Regions from separate parts of the Homo sapiens genome. Here region 1 is linked to region 2. Evidence: chromatin loops called from intact Hi-C (ENCODE). Cell type or tissue: Caco-2. All regions are shown on one strand. Links, peaks and the distances in the headings refer to the core of each region. The heading gives the core; the rest is flanking DNA.

Region 1 (10,906 bases), core at 2,765-10,764, 83 kb after region 2:
CCCAGCTACTCAGGAGGCTGAGGTGGGAGGATCACTTGAGCCCAGGAGGTGAAGGCTGCAGTGAGCTGTGATCGTGCCACTGCACACCAGCCTGGGTGACAGAGTGAGACCCTGTCTCTAAAAAAAATAAAATAAAATGAAGAATTTAGACTAGGGCATGGAGGCCTTTTCCAGGTCTAGCCATCTACAGACCTGTGAGGAGTTAAATATACCTTGCATTTCTAGAACATCCTTATTTAATTCTCTTCAAGTTCTTTCCAAGCCCTTTGATTGAAGTGAGCTGCCTTGATCCTATCTGGGAGTCTGCAGCCAGCAAAGCCGCTCTGCAGGCCCCCTGCCATTGTCAAGTCCATATTTAAGAATGGCAGTGGCCGTGGTGCCCAGGCTGAAATTTGCTGTACACATTTGGCAACATAGAGTGCAATGTAACTACACATTACTGATCTAAACCCATCGGACTTATCAGTGGGCTCTGACAGGTACTTGTTGGCTGCCTTCCCAGGCTGGGAAGGTATCCCGGAGCCAGCCAATGTGATGCCCTCCCCTCCCTTTTGATGTTTATGGGAGAGAAGGCTCGGCTGTGCTCAGGAGACTGTCAGCATGAGGCCCAGATGGATACCAGCCTGTGGGAACCAGAAGCCTGGCAGGCTTGGGAAGCAGCAGCTTCCTGGATTCCTGCCCCCACCTTCCCATCCAGCCACTGGAAGTTTCCTAGGCAGCTTCTCCAGCCTCTGACAACCAGTGCCTCTCACCTTTCCTGAAATACCATCTCCTTTTACAGAATGATTTGCCAGCTGCACACATGTAAAGAGCTTTTCAGAGTGCTTTAAAATCTTTAATGAGCTAATCCTCTCCTCCCTGGGGTGGTTTGTGAGTTGGCTGATTTTGTTGGGGAAGAAACTGAAACCCAAATGTCATGGGGTGACTTGCTCTAGGTCACACCAGGTAAATACCAGATTATGGGCACAGAACACATTGTCCCGGCCCTGGCATTACTCTAATCGCGGCCTTTGTCGTGAGGCTTCTGTCATTCATTGATTGCTCATTGTGACACCATAAGTTCCCATAGGGCAGGGACTCTGTGTTTCCTTTGTTCTTCAGAAGGACTTCAGCCAGACCTGCCAGACCTGTCTGTGCAGCTCATGCCTTGTCGAAGACCACCACATAATTTAACCAAGGAGGGCCGCCCTAGGTAGATTATAGATTTTTTTTTTTTTTTTTTTTTTTTTTTGAGACAGAGTCCTGCTCTGTCTCCCAGACTGGAATGCAGTCGTGCGATCACAGGTCACTGCAGCCTTGAACTCCTGGGCTTAAGCAATCCTCCCGTCTCAGCCTCCAGAGTAGCTGGGGCTAAAGGTGTGCCCCACCACGCCTGGCTATTTTTTTTTTTTACTTTTTGTAGAGACTTGGGTCTCACCATGTTGCCCAGGCTGGTCTCAAATTCCTGCCCTCAAGCGATCCTCCCACCATAGCCTCCCAAATGTGTGGAGATTACAGTCGTGAGCCACTGTGCCCAGCCAGTAGCTTTTGGCTTTTAGATCATGAGTGGGCAAATCACAGACAGTGGGCTATATCCAGCCTTCCTCCTGTTTTAGCCACGGGCTAATAATAGTTGTACATTTTTAAATGGTTGAAAAAAACTCAAAAGAAGAATTTTTGACATGTGAAAATTATACACATTCAAAATTATACAACTCAGATTCTAGTGTCTGTAAATAAAGATTGTATTGGAACACAGCCATGCTTATTCGTTGACATATGTCACTGGCTGCTTTACACTACGAGAACAAAGTTGAGTAGTTGTGACAGACTGCGTAGTCCCCAAAGCCTAAAATGTTTAGTTATGGGTTAAATTGCAGCCTCTCACCTTAATTTATATGTCGAAGTACTAACCTCTGGTACCTCAGAATATGACTTTATTTGGAAATAATGTCTTTGCAAATGCAATTAGTTAAGATGAGGTACGGGAATAGGGTGGGCTCCTAAACCAATGTGACCGGTGTCCTTATTAAAAGGAGAAACTTGAACACAGGCACTCACACAGAGATACCACCTTGTGAAAACAAAGGCAGAGATGAGGGAATGCATCTACAAGCTAAGGGACCCCAAAGATAGCTGACAACCCACCAGAAGCTGGGAGAGAGGCATGGATCAGACTCTCTCACTGCTCTCTCAGGGAACCAACCCTGCCGACACCTTGACCTTGGACTTCTGGCCTCCAGAACTGGGAGACAATAACTTTCTGTTGTTGAAGCCGCCCAGTCTGTGGGACTTTGTTATGCCGGCCCTAGCACACTAATATACTGACTATCTGGCCCTCTGCAGACAGAGCGTGCTGATTCCTGTTGAGCTAAGTATTAAGAAAAATTTAGAAACAGGGCGAAGCGACTCCAGTCCTCACTCAGGACCTAATCTAGATATGCCAGGGCTCAGGGAGTGGATGTGGCTCCTCAGTTCCTTGCTGGAGAAAGTGCTCATCTCCCTGCCCATCAAAACTCATCCCCACTGTGTCCCAGTCCCTCAGGTCTCTCGGATGACTGACTACACCTAAATTGATGTTAGCCAGTGGGGGCTACTAATGGCTGATGATGGCTTGGTAGATTGGCCCAGAGATAGCATCTAGTTTTCTTCCCTTTTTTTTTATTATTTTATTTTTGAGACGGAGTCTCACTCTGTCACCCAGGGTGGAGTGCAGTGGCAAGATCTTGGCTCACTGCAACTTCCACCTCCCGGGTTCAAGCGATTCTCCTGCCTCAGACTCCCGAGGAGCTGGGACTACAGGCACACGCCACCACACCCGGCTAATTTTTGTATTTTTAGTAGAGATGGGATTTTACCATGTTGGCCAGGCTGGTCTCAAACTCCTGACCTCAAGTGATCTGCCCACCTCCGCCTCCCAAAGTGCTGGGATTACAGGCATGAGCCACCGTGCCCAGCCTTATTTTTTTTTATTTTTGAGATAGGGTCTCACTCTGTCACCCAGGCTGGAATGCAGCAGTGCAATCGTGGCTCATTGCGATTTCACCCTCAGGCTTAAGCAATTCTCCTGCCTCAGCCTCCTTAGTAGCTGGGACCACAAGCACAGGCCACCACACCTGCCTAATTTTTTTTAATTTTTCACAGAGATGAGGGTCTCTCTATGTTGCCCAGGCTGGTCTCAAACTCCTAAGCTCAAGGGATCCTCCCACCTCAGCCTCCCAAAGTTCTGGGATTTCAGGCATGAGCCAATGTACCTGGCCTTCTTCCTGTTTTAAATGGCCTATTCCAGAGGCAGGAGTTTTGTGAAATGAGTGTTGTGGCACATGCCCCCTCAGTCCCCTTATCTCACATGGCTTCAGGAAACTGCCTGCTCTGCTCATGAATGGAATTCTTATTCTGAGATGTAAGAATCAAAAGCTTCGGAAGACTGTGAGCCCCACAGCTGCATGCAAAGCTTCTGTGAACTCGGCTGGGACTGACCTGTCCTTTGGAGGAGATCTTAGTGTAGATCCACAGTAAATGTGCAGTGCAGCCATGGGGAAGAAGGTGGAGACGTGGAAAACAGTCATCACGAAACCCAAGATAAGATCACCAGCTCCATATGCTGGTCTGGATCCGAGCACTCAGTGTATTCATTTTCCAGGGCTGCTAGGGCTGCCGTAACAACATGGCTTAAATGCACTTATTCTCTCATAGTTGCGAAGACTAGAAGTCTGAAGTTAAGGAGTTGACAGGGCGATGCTCTCTCCAAAAGTGTAAGGGAAGAATTCTTCTTTGCCTCTTGCAGCTTCTGGTGGCCCAACATTCCTTGGCATGTGGCAACATCATTCCAGTCTCTGCCTCCATCTTCACGTGCCCCTCTTTGTCCTCTCTTAAGGACACCAGTCATCGGATTTAGGGCCACCCTAAATCTGGAATGATTTCCTCTCAAGATCCTTAATGAAGTCCAGCTGTGGTGGCTCACACCTGTAATCCCAGCACTTCGGGGAGGCCAAGGCAGGAGGATCACCTGAGGTCAGGAGTTCGAAACTAGCCTGGCCAACATGGTAAAACCCCATCTCTACTAAAAACACAAAATTAGCTGGGCGTGGTGGCACACGCCTGTAATCACAGCTACTTGGGAGGCTGAGGCAGGAGAATCACTTGAACCTGGGAGGCGGAGATTGCAGTGAGCCAAGATTGCACCATTACACTCCAGCCTGGGCAACAAGAGTGAAACTCCGTCTCAAAAAAAATAAAAAATAAAAATAAAAAAGATCTCTAATGAATCACATCCACAAAGACCTTCTTTCCAGGCTGGGCATGGTGGTGGCTCAGCATGGAGCTCATGACTGTAATCCCAGCACTTTGGGAGGCCGAGGCAAGAGGATCTCTTGAGGCCAGGAGATCAAGACCAGCCTGGGAAACATAGTGAGACCCTGTCTTTACAAAAAATTTAAAAATTAGCCAGGTGCGGTGGTGCATGCCTGTAGTCCCAGCTACTTGGGAGGCTGAGGTGGGACGATCACTTGAGTCCAAGCGTTCAAGGCTGCAGTGAGCTGTGATTGCACCACTGCCCTCCAGCCTGGGCAATAGGCCAAGACTCTGTCTCTTAAAAATAAAAAATAAAAAGGACCCTATTTCCAAATAAGATCACATTCTGAGGTTCCAGGTGGAACCTCATGAATTTGCAGGGACACTGTTCAATCCAGTACAATCAGTATGATTTAAAGTAAGAGGCTGGGTGCAGTGCCTCATGCCTGTAATCCCAGCACTTTGGGAGGCTGAGGTGGGCAGATCACCTGAGGTCAGGAGTTCAAGAACAGCCTGGCAAACATGGTGAAACCTCATCTCTACTAAAAATACAAAAATCAGCTGGGCGTGGTGGCAGCACTTGTAATCTCAGCTACTCAGGAGGCTGAGGCAGGAGAATCACTTGGCCCCGGGAGGTGGAGGTTGCAGTGAGCTGAGATTGCGCCACTGCACTCCAGCCTGGGCGACAAAGCGAGACTCCATCTCAAAAAAAAAAAAAAAAAAAAGAAAGCGAGAGAATCCCCAACCATACTTGCTGCAGTCAATGGGGAATTGTTTGGCTCCTGTAACTGGGAAGCTGAAGTGTGACTCTTCAGGTTTCAGGCACACAGCAGGAAGCAGGGGTTCAAATATGTCTTCAGGAATCCGTCTCTTTTTCTTTATCTCTCGGCTCTGCATTCCTCTGGTGTCGGCTTCTTTCAGGCAGCCTCGTCCGGTATGGTAGTAAGAATGGTCCTTGGCAGCTCCAGGTTCTCACTGTCCTGACAGTCAATCTCAGTAAAGACAGTATCTTTTTCTTGATTTTCCAGGAAGAATCCCAAGAGGAATTCCATCTGGCTTGAGTGGCAGACCAATCCTTGAGCAAATGGTAGTGCAAGAGCTAGAGAGCTGTCATTGGCTGGGCCTGCCTGGGCCATATGTCCATCTGTGGAATCAGAGTGGGATCAGCCTCCCTGAATTCTCGCGATGGGGCTGAGGATTACTCCTAGAGATGCAGGACATAGAAGACCCAAGATGGGCATTATCAGGCAGCATGATAACCGCACAGCTCTAGCTCAGAGGCAAACATGTCCCCAGCTCTGAAAATAACCCTTCCAATTAAAGTGAGTGTTTGAGGCAGATGACAATTAACTGTTTCTCCTACTCCTGTTTTCATTTCTTTCTGGTGAATAGTAACGTTGAATTGGATATAGAATTTAAAGAGCTTTCCCTTGGCCCATGTTTTGGGAAGTGCCTAGAGAGAAGCAGATCCGGGTTCCTCTGCTCAGAATTTATCCTATGCTCTCACGGTTGCTAATTGTTACTGTTCTGTCAGACCCCAAAAGTGGGGCATCGTTATTCAGGGCCAGTCGGCCAGGCAGGAAGGCAGGTACAGGATGCTGCTCTGAACCTGTAAAGTGTCTGCCACTCTCCAGCTAATGAACACAGGCTTGTAAAAAAGTTGGGACTCCGCTGGCATCCTTAATGGGACAGTGGCTAACAGCTAAGTCCTAAAGCTGTGCTTATCTACAAGCAGTCCTTAGAAACCAGGAGAGCAATAACCACGTGACCCTGAGCACGTGTAGGTAGAGTCTCTCATTTCTTCACTCAGCAAGCATGTTTTGAGAACATTTATGCCAAGCTGTGTGTTAGGCATCAGGGATACAAAAGACAAAAGAAATTCGGACTGTGGAAGGTCCACTTTTTACTGGGGACTGTAGTCAATGTACTGGAAAGAGAGATGTGTAGGGAGATAGGAGAATACGAGAGGGACATAGCCAGGAAATGCCTCTTGGAAGAGGAGGGAAGAATGCACATATGCCGTAGATCAAGGACCTGGTTTTGGAATCAGGGTGACTCAACCTAAAAATGCTTTTTGGTCATAAATAACAGAAAACCCAATTCAAACTGACTTTGGAAAATAAAGTCAGTTTATTTTCTCATATAAGTTAAAGTCCAAAGAAAGGGTGGTTTGATTTAAAAAAAAAAAAATGTTCACTGTCGGCCTGGCATGGTGGCTCACACTTGTAATCCCAGCACTTTGGGAGGCCAAGATGGGCAGATCACCTGAGGTCAGAAGTTTGGAACCAGGTTGGCCAACACGGTGAAACCCCATCTCTACTAAAAATACAAAAATTAGCTGGACATGGTGGCAGGTGCCTGTAATCCCAAGTACTTGGGAGGCTGAGGCACGAGAATCACTTGAACCTGGGAGGGGGAGGTTGTAGTGAGCTGAGATCGCACCACTGCACTCCAGCCTGGAGACAGAGAATGACTCCATCTCAAAAAAAAAAAAAAAAAAAGTTAAAAATTAAAGTTCTCTGTCTTCAGGACTGGGGTTCTATTTCTCTGCCCACTGTGGGTCAGCTTCTTTCTTAGGTTGGCTTCCCTCAATGAATCAAAAGGCCTGCAGTGGATCCAGCCTGACATCCACACACCAAACTGTCCAGGTGACCCCGCATTTCAAGCAAAGTTGCTGAGATCCACTCTGTTGGATGGACTTAAGTCACAAGCCTGCTCCTGGTCCAGTTACCATGGCCAGGGGCATGGAATGTACTGACCATCTCAGCCTCAGTCACAGCTGTACCCCTGGAGCTGGGGTAGCATCAGCTGTTTGGAATAGGGAAACGAACGCAGCCACTGTAGATCTGCTGTACACAGGAAGCGGATGCCTGGCTAGGCCTGGTGAGGCCTCACGCATGATATCATCAGTCATCAATACACAGGAGCATTGGCTGGAAGAAGCTCCTGATTCTTCAGTGAAAAGTGTTGTGACCAAGAGGTCAGAAGAGGTTCCCAGCTTTTGAAAACCAAGAGGCAAAAACCTGTTCTTCAAGAAAAAAAAAATCTTATCAGTCTTCATCATACCTTAGCTTCTGAAATACATGAAACCAGAGCCTCTCTTGGCTTGGCCAGATGCCTCGTCTTGTCTGAGAGGCGGACGGTAGCGTTATCACTCAGGGTAAAAGAGCTTATGGTATTCGGCAGTGACAACCCCCAGTCCTCAATGGCTTAACGCAAGTCCACTGGGAGTCCAGGTGCATCTCCAGGACAGTGGCCCTTTACATAATGACTGCAGGATCCAGGCAGAAGATGTTACCACCATCCTATAACTTGTACTCTCTGGAACAATACAGCCCCTCCCTCCCCAAATCAAAACCGCAGGAAGAGCCCGCTAGAGAGACAAACACTGGAAGTTAGATGCCTCCAGCTGGCAGTGACACTCAGAACTTTTGCTCTCATTTCTTTAGCCAAAGCTAGTTCCATGACCAAGCCTAACATTAAGGTGAGTGCAGACCGGGCGCGGTGGCTCACGCCTGTAATCCCAGCACTTTGGGAGGCCGAGGCGGGCGGATCACGAGGTCAGGAGATAGAGACCACGGTGAAACCCCGTCTCTACTAAAAATACAAAAAAAATTAGCCGGGCGTGGTGGCGGGCGCCTGTAGTCCCAGCTACTCGGGAGGCTGAGGCGGGAGAATGGCGTGAGCCCGGGAGGCGGAGCTTGCAGTGAGCCGAGATTGCGCCACTGCACTCCAGCCTGGGCGACAGAGCGAGACTCCGTCTCAAAAAAAAAAAAAAAAAAAAAAAAAAAAAGAGTGCAGTCCATGCCTGGAAGTAGAGGAGAACTGGCTATTGGAGAACACTCGTAATGCCTGTTCCAGTGGAATTCCTGGGCTCCTCGAGCAAGAGCAGAGAACTGTGCCAGGTGCAGTGCCGCGCCTGTCCCCTGCACTGGAACCAGCCTTCTGTGATTCCGGCTGCCACACGCAGGAGCTCGTTTCCAGGCTGGGAGGAGACTGGCAATGGAAAGATTAACCGCTCCCTGAGTTCCACATGGGGATCAGTACTTTCAATAGTACTTTGTGAGTTCAGCCTCAAAGTAAATGGTTAATTCATCTTGTATCAACAGCACTGTGATTCATAATGTAAACTTGGAGAATCCTTGATGTTTCGGGCCCACATTCCTTTTATTTTGGCTCTGCATTCTTTTAAAGCCACAGTGTGCTCACTTAATAGAATGCAGCATGCAAATGCACAAGTTTTTGCCTGGAGGCAATTTAGCCTGGCTGTTTCAATGGATGTCTTCTTTCAAGTGTATATTCTTTCTTAAATTATTTACTGGGTAAACACACTTTGCATTTTCAAAAGGGAGATTAAGACGGCTTGCTGCAGACCTAGTTCAACATAAAGCCCTCCCCTTGCCCAAAGTTAGGAGGAAGTTACTTTGGGCTTCTCCCCAAGTTCCTTCGCTGCCATCTCACTAGCTGGGAACCCCTTGGCCTAGCTGGTTTTTCTGATTGTCTCCGAGCTCTGCATTCCTTTCTGCTTTGCCTACAGCAATACAGGCCGGCAGCCCCTGGCTGCGATTGCAACTAAGCTTCCTCACAGATGGGGCCCACCAATGCCAGCCTGTATTTCCCCCTTCCAAACTGGCTCAGTCCTATCCACCCAGATGCCCTGACAGTTCACTTTTCTGGTCCTGAGGGGTATCACATTTGCACAACTCCTTTGAGGTCCAAGGTTGGGGTGGATGGCCCAGCCAGTCAAGCTTGCTTAGAGCTCTCTCTATTCCAACTCTTTCCCCATCCCCTTCTACTCTTCCTCCCAAATGTCTGCCAGCATTTGGTTTGAAAGCAAATGCCCTTTCCTGCTGACACCCCGCCCCCACCCAGCACAAAGGAGTTCCTTCTAGCTTCAGGGGGAAGACCAAGTAGTGCTGAGAAGGCGTGATGGTAGGAAGTTTCATCTTTGACGGGGCTTGCTTCAACTTTGAACTTTAACCTTTTCCATGCAGACTTCCTGAGATTTTCCTGCAAATTAATTGCACAGACTTCTCCATTCTCCTTTGAATGGAAGATTACAGTTACCAGAGACTGCATTCTTTCACGATCACTCTTTGGGCAGTTCTCTTTTGAGTACCTGTGTGCAACGCGACTGTGCCATGTGCTGGGGTGGTAGAGGTGAATTCCACATGGTCCCAGTCCACACAGGTTGGGCCCTTGGAAGCAACAGAGCGGGCGGTGGAGGGGAAGCCACCAGGCCCTGTGGGTGCACCAAGGAGGGGGTGAAGCCCAATTAGGAAGGTTAGGGAAGAGCTGAGGATTTAAGGATTCCTGTGTATTCATATTTCTTACCATGCCTCAGATTGAACAAGTAACACCCACAGTTAATCCTTTCTAAATTAGCATCATGGATGCCTTGGGGCCCTCAACCCACAAATAAAATGGTTGTCAACCAAGCTGTACAAGAGACACACTACTGTAGATTACTTAAGGCAGAATTTTAAAGAGTTTTCATGCTTTTAATCTGTTTCACTGCTGAGTTTCAATTTTGCTGATTTCCTTTGCAAGTCTGATGCGGGTGACTGTGGTAAATAGAGATTTTGACAGTGACTTGGGCAAATGGGATGTGTAGGGACCATTCTGAAGGCTCCTGTCCCTCCCAGAGAAAAGGGGGAAAAAATCAATTTGGGTTTTAAACAGAGCCACCAAGTAGCACCGATCAGTGTTGATAATTAGCCTCACTATCATAAGCCATGAAGTCCTGTTTTTATTTATTTATTTGGGGGACAGAGAATCTTCCTGCCTCTTGAGTAAGTGTGGCCTGTTAAGTCTGAATTAGCTGTCATCACAGAAGAATTAATGTCGGAGTGCAGACTTTCTAGTGGGGAAGGGAAGAACTAAACGAGACAGATCTTAGCCAAGCCTTGAGTGATAAATGAGGACCAAGTGGACCATTCATCTCCTGCGAGGAGAGTGGACAGAGGCACTAAGGCAGTTTTGCGGAAGACGTGTCAGCAAATGTGATCATTTTGTTACCTGTCAGGAGGAGAGAGAGCTCGTCCTTTTAGGGGGCCACGAGGGAGTGGGTTGGTCTGATAAGACAGTTTCCATTCAACCGTTTAGGTTTGGAGAAGAAGGGGATGGGTGAGGAGGAATCTGACTAAAACTACAACCTGATGTCATCCTTCCAGGAAATAAACTCATCTAGGAAGTAGAAAATACCCTGCAAAGATTTTTTTGTGTGTGAAGATACAAAGTAGGGGTGTGGGGTCTCTGTTCCGTGGGGAGCCCAGCTTCATCTCCCCAGCTCCTCCCCATGGAAGACCCATGTCCAGTGTTTGGTGACTGGAGTAGGGCAGCAGGCCTTTTGCTGCTTGGTATTTGGAGGAGGGTTGGATGGGGTTTGCCGTGGGGTTTTAAGCTGGACAGATAGCTGGCTAGACTGCCAGCCAGCTCATGTCTCTATTTCCGTGCAGCTCTGTGAGAGCGAGCGTGGGCACGGCTGTTTGACCTAGGTTCCCTTTGAAACTCTCAACAAAGCATTCTGATGTTCGACCTCTTTTCTCCGAATGAGGTAACAAATTATGAAACAACCTCATCAGAAGCTCTCTGCAGGCATCTGGGAGCGTGTGTCTCCACTCTGGTCCCCCTT
Region 2 (10,924 bases), core at 1,150-9,149:
CAGCAATTCCAAATTTGTTTTTTAGTTTTGCAAAGTGCTTCAGAGGTCAGTGGCTCTCAGCCCTTGTTGCTCGTGAGAATCACCTGGGGAGCTTTTTAAAAATCAGATGCCCAGGCCCCACCGCAGACCAAATGAATCATATTCTCTAGTTCCCAGATACTGGTGGGTTCCCAGTATCTTAACAGCTGTCCGGGTGATGCTTACATGAAACCAGAGTTAAGAAGAGCTCATCTAATCAGTCTACTCTGAGCATGAGTCCAGGCAAAATCTGGACGTTTGCTTTTGTAATTCAGCTTCTTGTCTAGCATTTCTATTATCAATTCAAAGCCAATGCTCTTTAGTACAATAAGGGGCAGTGTCTTACAGTGGTTCACACTGCTGCTCTTGAGCCAGACAGCCTGGCTTTGTCCACTTACTAGCTTTGTGACGTCAGGAAAGTTATTTTAATCACTCTGTGCCTCAAGTTCTTTATTTGTAAATCAAGATAATAATAGTAGTTACAAAGTAAAGGCTAAAGTTAATAAAGACCCAAAAGAAAATTAAAACTCTACATATTATGATATTATAATTACCACCATCATCATCGTCCTCCTCGTCACCATTATTGTTTTGTTGTTGGTAGCAGTGGTGTCCTGCTAGGTGTTAGAAGCTAGGAACCTATAGAAAAAGTGCTCTTCCCTGTACAGGACTATACCTGGCCTTACTTGAAAACTAAGAACTCTTAGCAACATTAGCAACATACTTCTCAGCTCTAGAACTTCCCGATGAAGTGGAATGTTTTGCATCGGACTTTTTGCAAGAAGATCAAGCTTGAACCCGGTAACCTGTTTTTCCATCGAGCACTTGATTCTACATTAAGATCAGGCCATAGCTCTGCAAGGTGGGGGCCCGGACTGAAGGGTCAGGCTGGGTTTCTGTTTCGTAACTGGGAAAGGCATGTACTGCATGCGGCAGGCTGACCTCCTGAATCTTCAGGACAATCTCAATTTCAGATGGCCCACCCTGCTGATCAAACCTGTGGTTTGGAAAGCATGGTTACTGCTAAATAGGAAGCAAGGGCTCCAAATGCCAGTGTCCTAATCGTTTAAAAAGTAAATATAATTTGAATATGTGGGATAGCCTCAGAGAAAAATCAAAGAACACAATTAAGCATAGTTTCTATTTAGTTTTCAGTTGATGAAGGAATAATTTGAAGTTGCTCTAGTCACTGAGAGTACAGTAGCAATAGTCCTCCATTCTCTGGGATTCAGGGCAAGAGCGGACATTATGTGCATATTACAGGTTTTCTAGCACACAGATTCTATCAAGATAGCCTCTAACTGCAATTGTGGACACTGGTGGAATATTCCTAGCAGGAGCTCAAAGGATTGTAAAGCTGAATAACATCTTTGTCTCAAGAACTTATATGAGAAACTTTTTTCCCTTTTTCTCCTACAAGCATTTAGTGGTTCACCATTGCAGACACTGCATATCTTTGTATCCCACACAGTCCCCATGTTAATAGTTGTTTGCTAGTTGTGGTCATTTAATTGAAAAAAGCTGGCACAGAGATATTACAGGTCCCAATAGGTCATTTCTGTATCAAGTATGGTGTTATTGCCTTTAACCAAGCCCTGTCCAAGGCCAAATTTATTACATGCATTAATAACATATAAGAGGATAGACAGAGAGCTGAAGAAAAGATGTGTGTGGCCTTTAAATATGCCAATCATCTACAGTTCGGAGGGTTGCTTACCGTGACATATTGCCAGCTGTGCATTATAGAATTCCAGATGGCATGGTACTGTTGGTACTTGTTTTGGATTTGCCCTGGGAATGAGGTTAAAGAGGACACCAAACTATGGCTGGGATCCTTTTGCTTGCCTCTTCCAGGGTAGATCCTGGAAGGCTCTATCTCCTCCAACCAATCAGAAAGCTGCCCTGACCTCTCTTGGGGATTATGAACTCAGCACAAATTGCTCTTTCCCCGTGAATTCCCATGCACCTAGTAACCCTGCACTAAGAGAGCAGTGAGTGCATTCCCTCATGTAATCTGTGTTCGCCCTCCCTCAGACCCCAGAGCTGGGGCAAGTTTGGACATGAACTCAAAAACTCTATAGATAAGGGTTGTGTTTTCATTAGCTTGCCTGTCTTGCTTGCTTTATATTCTGTGAGATTTCCTTCCCCCATCCCCCCTTTTTTTGAAAAAAAAAAAAAGAAAAAAAAACAAAAACCTTTTTACAGAAATTCACACACAGAGACAAAATAGTGTAATGAACCCACATGTCTCTAACACCCATCTTCAACAGCTACCAACATGTCACCCTTCTTGTTTTATCCTTCTCTCCTCTTTTTGTTTTGTTTTGTTAGAGTGTTTTAAAGCAAATCCCAGATGTCTGATTTTACCTGTAAATATTTCAGTATGTATCTCTAGAACATACAGCATAACTTTTAAAAAACGTAATCACTATTTAGAAATGACTGCATAACCTGTCTGGGTTCAGTATTTCCTAATTGTTTCCAAAGCATTCACAAATAGCTGGACGGTTTAAATCAGGCTGCAAACACAGTATATCTATTGCATTTGGTTGATCTGTCTTTAAACGTTCTTTAATCTATTACAGATCGCCCTCCTGTTTTTATTACATTTATTTGTTGAAGAAATTGTCCTGTAAAAATTTTTGTCCTGTAGATTATCGTCCTGTAAAAATGTTCATTTTATGTATTTGAATATTGCATCTCCATGGTGCCATTTAACATGTTTATATTTCCTCTGTACTTTCTGTAAATTAATACTTAGATCAAATGACTTAATGAGATGCAAATTCAACTGTATCACATCAGGAGGCACATAACATCTGTTTGCATTACATTTATTGAGATCAAGATTGATCAGTGGGTTCAGGTGTGGTCAGCCTTTCATCCATTATGAAGTTCTCTATCAACCTGTTAACATAATAGTTTTAGCAACCACTGATGATCACTGCCAACATTCATTAGGGATTACAACATGGTAATGTTCACTTCTGTCATTCAGTTTGCATTTACTAGCTATTATTCTATCATATAGAAAAGCTTACTATCATCAACTATTTGGTTACTCTGAAATACAGTTCATATCAGAAAAGCAGCATAAATGCCTCTGTTTATTAAATAGTTTTCAGATTATTGAATGGCACCAGCAACCTGCAAAAGTGATCAATGATGCTTGCTTGTTTGTTTTGAGCATCAATATAAACCCTTGGACTTTTATCTATTTTATAGGTGTCCATCCATTACTCTTTGATCGGTGAGATCCCCTTCAAGTTGCCTCTTTTGCCTTTTAACATGATTCCACTAGTCTTTTCTGTCAGGATAAGATGCCATAGGCTCCTGGCCCAAACCTGGAAGCAACTATTTTTACAAGGAATCCTGATTCCTTTCCTTAGGAAATAGTATATAAAGACTTCAGTCTAGACACCAAGGGTAGATTTCCCCTGAAATGGTTATGTTTATGTTGGAGTGGTAACGCAGTCTTCCTTGGTATCTCATCGTCCTGCTGTCCGTAGGCATCTGGTTCCACCTGGATGCTCCCTCCCCACACAGTCTTATAATGGCCAGTGCTCCCTGTGATTCCACCTCCTTCTCCAACCAGATCCTGCTGCTTCTCTCAATGCCTTCATCCTCTCCTTCTAAATCAGATACCCCAGCTCATCTCTGGGCTTCTAAGACACCAGAGTGGGGAACACTTCTCTAATGTTGAAGAATAATGGTACCCTTTCTTACACAGACTATTTTTATGTTTTTATTTCTTGAAGGGAGTCAACCTCCTGTTGCTGTCCAAGCCGTCAGTAGACAAATTTAGTCTTGTTCTTAACCCAGAACAACCATGCTTTGAAACACCATGGAAACAGGCAGTCCTGGCCCCAGACCCAGGAAGGCTTCATAAAACCAACAATCCCCTCAGGTGTGTGTGTTTCCTAGGAAGCATGGGCAGTTGCAAGTTGAAATTCTTAACTAGGGTTGCCAGGTAATGAAAAAGTGTTAAGGAGTTAGTTTATCTTAACCATTTTGAGGCCACATACCTATTTGTACATTTGATGAAAACTATAGAACCTCTCTCTGGAAAAATGTACATATACACAAAATTTTACAGACAATTTCATGGGCTTCAAGGAGCTCAGGGTATCTTGGAGTTTCATTTGTTTTCATAGACTAGATCCTGATGTGCACTGGCTTGTTGGAGGCTGCAGGGTTTGGAGGTGAGTCTGAACAAGAAGGCATATAGCTGATACCGGGGGGTCAGTTTCAAATCACTCCACTCAACATTATTTATTCTTTGGTATAGAAGTACTCCTGGTGCCAGTCTATGAACTATTTGATGTCATTCCGTGACATCATAAATGTAGAAACTGAGAACAGGCATCTAAAAAAATTTATAGCAATTTGATGTGGTCACAACATGCAAGCATATGGTCCTTGGACTTGTCTCATTGAATAGGGTACAAAGCATTTTGGGTGCTGATGAGTTCACAAGGTGAGTTGCACGCAGTGGGAGCTGCATAGCAGTCATGCAAAAAGGCCCCCCCATCAGTTGTCAACAGGTTGGAAATTAAAAACCAAAGCACAAACTGGTCCTTCATTTCAGATAGTCTAAGAAGCAACAACATGAAACCCAGAGTACCTTTACTCACCCTACTACCTTGTTGTTTTAGCCTGTCTTTCTCCACTCTATACTTCTACAAAGTATACCTAGAACAAGGCATAGAGTTGGTATTCAGTAAATCTTTGCTGAAAGGTGAGCAGAGCAAAACTGTTGCCCAAAAGAAGAAACCACATTTATTCCCTAATGATACCCTGCAGGGAAAAAAAAAATTTTTTTTATAATTCCTAGGAAGTTGAAGCTACTTACATGAAAAAAATATGATAGGAAATAAATTATAAGCAGTCATTAACTTCACTGAATATTCTCATAGAATGTGAAATAAATAGAATAATCTTAAAGAGCTGGTCCTCACTGTGGAAGTTGTGAGGCTTTCGGGACGGTTTGTATTTCAGTGTACATGTTGTATGAATTAACAAGTCAGTAACAAATGTGATCCATTTACAGGGCAGAAAAACTAGAGTGGTCTCAAGTATAATGATAGTCACAGTGGGAAGAATATAATTTACTTAATTGACAGAATAAGAGTTTATTATAAATGAAAGGCAAACGAGATATGGTCATGCATTCTCTGCCTAGTTTTTCCCTTCTCTTACCCCTTTATGTCATCTCTTTCTGTCTTCCCTAAGGATCCAGAATTAGTAAAATCTGTTCTTTGAAAATCTTGCCTTTAAAAACTGGGCTTGTAGAAAGTTACCAGGCGGCCTGAGGACCGACCAACTTAAGGAGGGGTTTAATCCCAACCTCACAGCCCCTCTTCACCACCCCCATACCCAGTAGGGTCCATTCCACACCCCTAGCAGCACATCTGTGACACAGCAGGCTGCTGGGGGGACAGTCTGAACCCGAAGTCACCGGCTGTCTCACTAACCAGAGAAAGGGATTTTACCTCAGGAAAGTTTCTCAGGTTCTGTGGAACCAGTCCCTGCGTAAAGAGACAGGTTTCCTTCTTTCTTTTCTTCCCCCCACCCCCCTCAAAATGAGTGGATTCAGAAACATTATCTGCTAAAAGTAAAAGAAGAAAAATTGAGAATATGTTGCACAGCTGGTGAAATCAGTAGTAGAGGGTGTCTGGGTATGTGTTGCAAGAGTGACACCTGGTTTATGTTTATCAACAACTAAGTGAGCTATAAATTTTGTGGAAATAACTTTGCTTTTTAACATCCCTTTTGAACAACACAGGCCGTTTGCCCTATCTAATAAAAAGGAAACAGTTGTCCTGCTTACCATGCATGGGACATTGAAGGGATAAAGGAGCTTGTCCACAGTATGTGGGCCCAGAAATGCACAATAGCTAAAGTCTGATGTGACCTTTGTCTTTGCAAATAAAGAGACTGATAACCCAGGTGTCACCACCACATTTTTTAAACACATGCATCACAAAGGGCTCAGCTTAATGACTATTTTCAAGTACAAATGAATTTCCTGAAATGGAAGAAAAAAAATAGAATCATACTTGGGGGTAATTAGGGGCTCAGGCTACCCCTAGTGTTCTCGGACAATATCTAACAACAAATGTTCACTGCACCAATGCCCTGACTCCTGTATGGAGTTTTATGGTTATTGATAGTAGCATGATTATGGTAACCATTGTATGTACCAGGCATGGGGCTATGCATTTTATGTTAGTAGATTTTTTTTTAATCTGCACAATAGGCCTAAGAGATCAATGTTTTTATTATACCATTTTATAAGTAAGGAAACAACTAACTCAGATCATGCCCTCCGTAAGTGGCCGAGCTGGTCTCAGAACCAGGTCTAACTTCTCAGCCTTAACAACCATGATGCCTTTTAGGGGTTTTGGTTTGGGTGGTTTTGATTTTTTTTCTTAAAAGTTTAAAAAAATAGCCTTCTTTGCTCCTTGACTAAAAAGGTTCCAAACCACTTTTTACCCTAGAACTCATACAGGCCAACAGAGGGAATGGAAATTGGCCACAGCACTGTCACTGAAAGGTAATAATTAATGAAAAAGGTGTCACTTAAAGAGGCCAATGACCAAAAGTGTGTTTCTCTTGGATTAACTTTTCTAACACTCTTTAAATAATGTGTTGATAGCAGCAGAGACCAAAAAGAATGCAAACAGACCTGAACATTTTAAACCTCTGGGAATAAAAATATGAAAATAAAGATGTTTTCATAGCCCTAAACAACTTTTTGCACTTCTTTTTCTGTGGTAGTAATTGTGATGTTTACCACTTCTTGTGTGCCTTTTTTGTGCTAAGCAACATGCTTATTTTTTAATTATCAACAATCCCCACAAATAGGAACTGTCTCAATTTTACAGTTAAAGAAACTTAGACTCCATAAGGTTAAGAAGTTATAGCTCTGTGTAGAATCTTAGGAAGACTTTTCTCATTATGAAATAGACCACATGCGAAATATACAACAGAAGTAACAAGAAAAACACACGCAAATTGATGAGCACTTCCAAGAGATCTCTTACGAGGCACAAGCAGTGAAGGGTCAGCACCTCCTGTGGGCTGATCCATTGTTGTTGATGGGGATATGAAGCAATTGAAATACAGTCAGGTGGGCACTCCATTTTCAAATCAGCTGATTGCAGGCTGGACACCCTTGGTGTAATCTACAAAGACAGGGAAAAGGAAACCTGCGCCTCTTCAGCGCTCTAGTGGTACTGGCAAGTGTCATGTCTTGTGATCAGGAGAGTTCTACCAGCCCTCTTTGTGCGTAGCAAACCTGATACTCCCCAGAAAGTTCCACAGCCAAAGGCTGGGCATGCTGACCTCCAATCCAGGGGCCCCAACATCAGGACCTCTCTCCCCAGCAGCAACACCTGGATTGAGTTATTTCACTTCTCTGGAGCTGAATCTCACTGACCATAGAAGAGGGCATATTTCTCAGCAAAACAGCTGGAAAATTATGCTGGCCTTTTGTACAAGTCATGTTAAGCTCCTTCAAAGAATACATGAACAATCTGCATTATTTTAAAGGTGAAGATGGGCTTTTTAAGGGGGAGAGGTTACAGCTACCAGCAAACCAGAGATTTCCTCCATTCTGTGACCCTCCTTCCTCTGCATTCTTAAGGACTTGGCTAGAACCTGAGTTTTCCATTTCTCCTGGTGAGAATGTGTCTTCAGGAGCTTATTGATAATTCTGTCTTTCAGCACAACTTTGTAAAGTTGAAGTCCCTGCCAATTGATAGTCACCTTGTGGCGTGATCTTGTCAGTCCAAAAGAATAAAGATCTACCTTTACATTCATTTAGAGTGAGGGATGATGTACAGCCAGGATGCCTAAGTGTCACCTCCTGCAGTTCACTGACACATGGAGTCCCTTTGACAGGTGCCCGAGTTTCTTTTTCCTATGTATTACAACATCTACTTTTAGGATTTTTTTTTTAACCTCTTTCCCCCTTTCCTTCCTGTTCTTTCTTCCCTCTTTTTTCTTCTTTTTCCATCTCCTTGGCTTTTTAACTCTCTCCTCTTTTCTCTCTTTCCCTTTCCACTTTTCTTGTCAGCAGTTTATTCAACCACCGTATAATAAATCCAGTAAGTGATCATAAAAATACCAATCCCAATTGCAAAAATGGCAGCACAGCCTCAGCTTGGAAAAAAAATTTGGAAAAACAAACTGAAATCATCAAAGACTAAAGACCAGATACTAAAAAGATGGGATTTGCTGTGAGATATATTTTATAATAAAAATTCTGCTATAAAGAAGCATCTTTTTATTTTTTTCCTTGATAGTCTGAATAGTTTATACCTGATGCCAAGAAATTATATATAATTAGTCTGGGTAATATATAATTTCCATTTGATTATATATATTAAAGTGATTAAGGAACTTCAGTTTTTCACTAGTAAATATCTGCCTTCTTTGTTGCATTCTGGGTCTGTAATGACTGTTTATATCAAGGGTAGCACTCGTTCAGAACTGAAGGGAGCAAAAGTTGGAATGCTTTCACCAAGCTTGGTTGCCTGATGTCTATGAATCTGGGAGATAACATGAAGTTAGCTACATTTTGGGAAAAACTGAAGGGAGATTTCAGTCCAATTTCTTGAAACCACCATGTAGTTTTGCATGACTTCCCGTGAATAAACTCCATAAGGCCAGGCCCGGTGGCTCACGTCTGTAATCCCAAGACTTTGGGAGGCCAAGGCAGGTGGATCACCTGAGGTCAGGAGTTAAGACCAGCCTGCCCAACATGGCGAAACCCCATCTCTACTAAAAATACAAAAAAATTAGCCAGGCATGGTGGCAGGCACCTGTAATCCCAGCTACTCAGGAGGCTGAGGCAGGAGAATCGCTTGAACCTGGAAGGTGGAGGTTGCAGTGAGCCGAGATCGTGCCACTACACTCCAGCCTGGGCAACAAGAGTGAAACTCCATCTCAAAAAAAAAAAAAAAACTGCATAAAACAGCATACATGAGAAGGCATATTTTAGGAAGATTACTCAGTTAAGTATATGACATCACCAATATTTTTAATATTGCATAGAATGAAATGAAATTTTTGATGTCAGTTTTTAATTAATGACTTCTATTTGCCTTTTGTAGATTACTTTCATATGTTTATTCCACATATTTTATAGCAGTTTTTCTTTTTCCAATTAGAGGATAGATTTCATCCTTTATCTTTGCAGGTAGCTGATCCAAGACATTTTTATGTAAATGGATTAATTAATTAGTAGCCTTCATTTGAAACTTAAAAAGAAAATAATCCTTTTTGAGAGGCATTAACTATTTTTTAAAGCCACAAACAATTCTTTACTTAAGCACCTTGTCACACCATTAGAAATTATTTGACAGCATTAATCATAATAAAATGCATTACCCTTTACCGAATCACCTTTTTTTCAAGCTAATTAAAAGAATCCATTCCCTAGGAGACTGTACAGCAACTTCACTTGTAAAAATCACATTTTTGGGGAACTTAACAGTACATATTTATGAAACTTTTGAGCAAATGACATCACAAGTTTGATTACCTGTACAGCCTTTGTGAGAAGGCATCTAGCTACAGAGATGTGCTGGGTTCTAGGGAAGGCAGCTACATCTGGCCTTTTTTGAGAGCCTTTAAGCCTCTCTGCCTTCCAGCCTTAGGATTTATGCAAATCAGAAATCTTTGGCTGTCTCTACTTCCTGGCCAGGCCAGCATAATCCACTTCCTTTGGGTTCATGTGACCATGCAAATTTGAGCACTCCTGAATAGTCCCAGAGGGGCTGTGCCTCTCATTATTCCTGCCCCATTCTCTGTGCAGTGCAAGCATTCAGACTATGAATGGACAAGGGTTTAATTACTCACCACATCTGTCAGATCAGATTCAACTTCAGAATGAAGAGAATCCCAGACAAGCCCGGTCGTTTCTTTGCAATGTTCTTCATGGTCGAGGTCATCCAGCTCTGTCTTCTAGGGAATATTTTCCACTCCTTGTTTCATGACCTTCTGGAAAGCAGGGACTGTGGCTTTTGGAGATCCATTACTGGGCCTTTCACACTGTGTGTGGCCTTTACAAATGTTAATTAATCTTCCTGATGATGCACTGAGCATCAGGAAACCCTTTATTCCCCTTGGGCTACTGATGACCAATATGAATGCCAGAAAGTTTTTCTTACTGTTTCCTGACCCACATGCTTCTCTCTGGATGTACTTTGCTGCTTTTTCCCCTCCCTCTGATATGTTTTCACATGGCAGATTGACTGCTCACATTACTAGGTCAGCCAGAGTTGACACAGTAAAGGTGGATGGTCCCCAAGAAGAGAACATACCTCCAATTCCAAGGCTATCAGCCTTCCCAGCAAAACGTGCATAATAGCAGCTAGGAAGGAGTGTGTCCACTGGGGACCAGGTGATTCTGCTCAGTGCATGGGCACTAGCAGTCCTTCCCTTAGGTTTCTTTCCTTACTGGGATTATCTGGGTTTAAAAGGAGATTCCTGGCACGTTCAGCTCTGGAATACAAGGCTTTTTGGGCTGCCATGGTGTTTTTGGGTTTTGGTTTGATTTTTTATTTTTGGTTTGATTTTTTATTTTTTATTTTTTGCTTTGCTTTTATCGTTTTAAAATTGAAATTCATATGAAATTAACCATTTGAAAGTATAGCATGCAGTATATTTACAATGTTATGCAACCCTCATGTCTACCTAGTTCCAAAACATTTTCACCACCCCAAAAGGCAACCCCATGCCCATTAAACAGTTGCTTCCCATTCCCCCAGCCCCCGTCTCCGTGGATTTACCCACCCTGGATATTTCATACAAATAGAAGCACATAATATGTGACCTTTTGTGACTGGCTTCTTTCATTTAGCATGAAGTTTTTTAAGTTTGCCATAATGTTTTACTA

Evidence for each region. Peaks named below come from ENCODE experiments on the same cell type or tissue, not always from the same donor. Only the 100,000 strongest peaks of a DNase experiment are listed, where the experiment ranks them.
Region 1: a loop joins it to region 2, with 4 times the contacts of the local background. A loop is called at or near these places in 4 of 110 quality-filtered maps.

What each region holds. Positions count from the first base shown.
Region 1 is chr10:112,803,648-112,814,553 of GRCh38, forward strand. The region is part of intron 7 of VTI1A (vesicle transport through interaction with t-SNAREs 1A); the gene reads left to right. Among named protein-coding and RNA genes, the nearest start is that of LINC02935, 82 kb to the right of the region's middle. RefSeq lists enhancers at 581-1,080, 7,204-7,904, 7,905-8,603, 8,604-9,303. In Caco-2, for the core only: no CTCF peak of the experiment used is centred there; DNase peaks (open chromatin) are centred at 5,213, 7,404, 8,264 and 8,484.
Region 2 is chr10:112,722,604-112,733,527 of GRCh38, forward strand. The region is part of intron 7 of VTI1A (vesicle transport through interaction with t-SNAREs 1A); the gene reads left to right. Among named protein-coding and RNA genes, the nearest start is that of MIR4295, 94 kb to the left of the region's middle. RefSeq lists an enhancer at 9,745-10,246. In Caco-2, for the core only: no CTCF peak of the experiment used is centred there; DNase peaks (open chromatin) are centred at 2,018 and 5,918.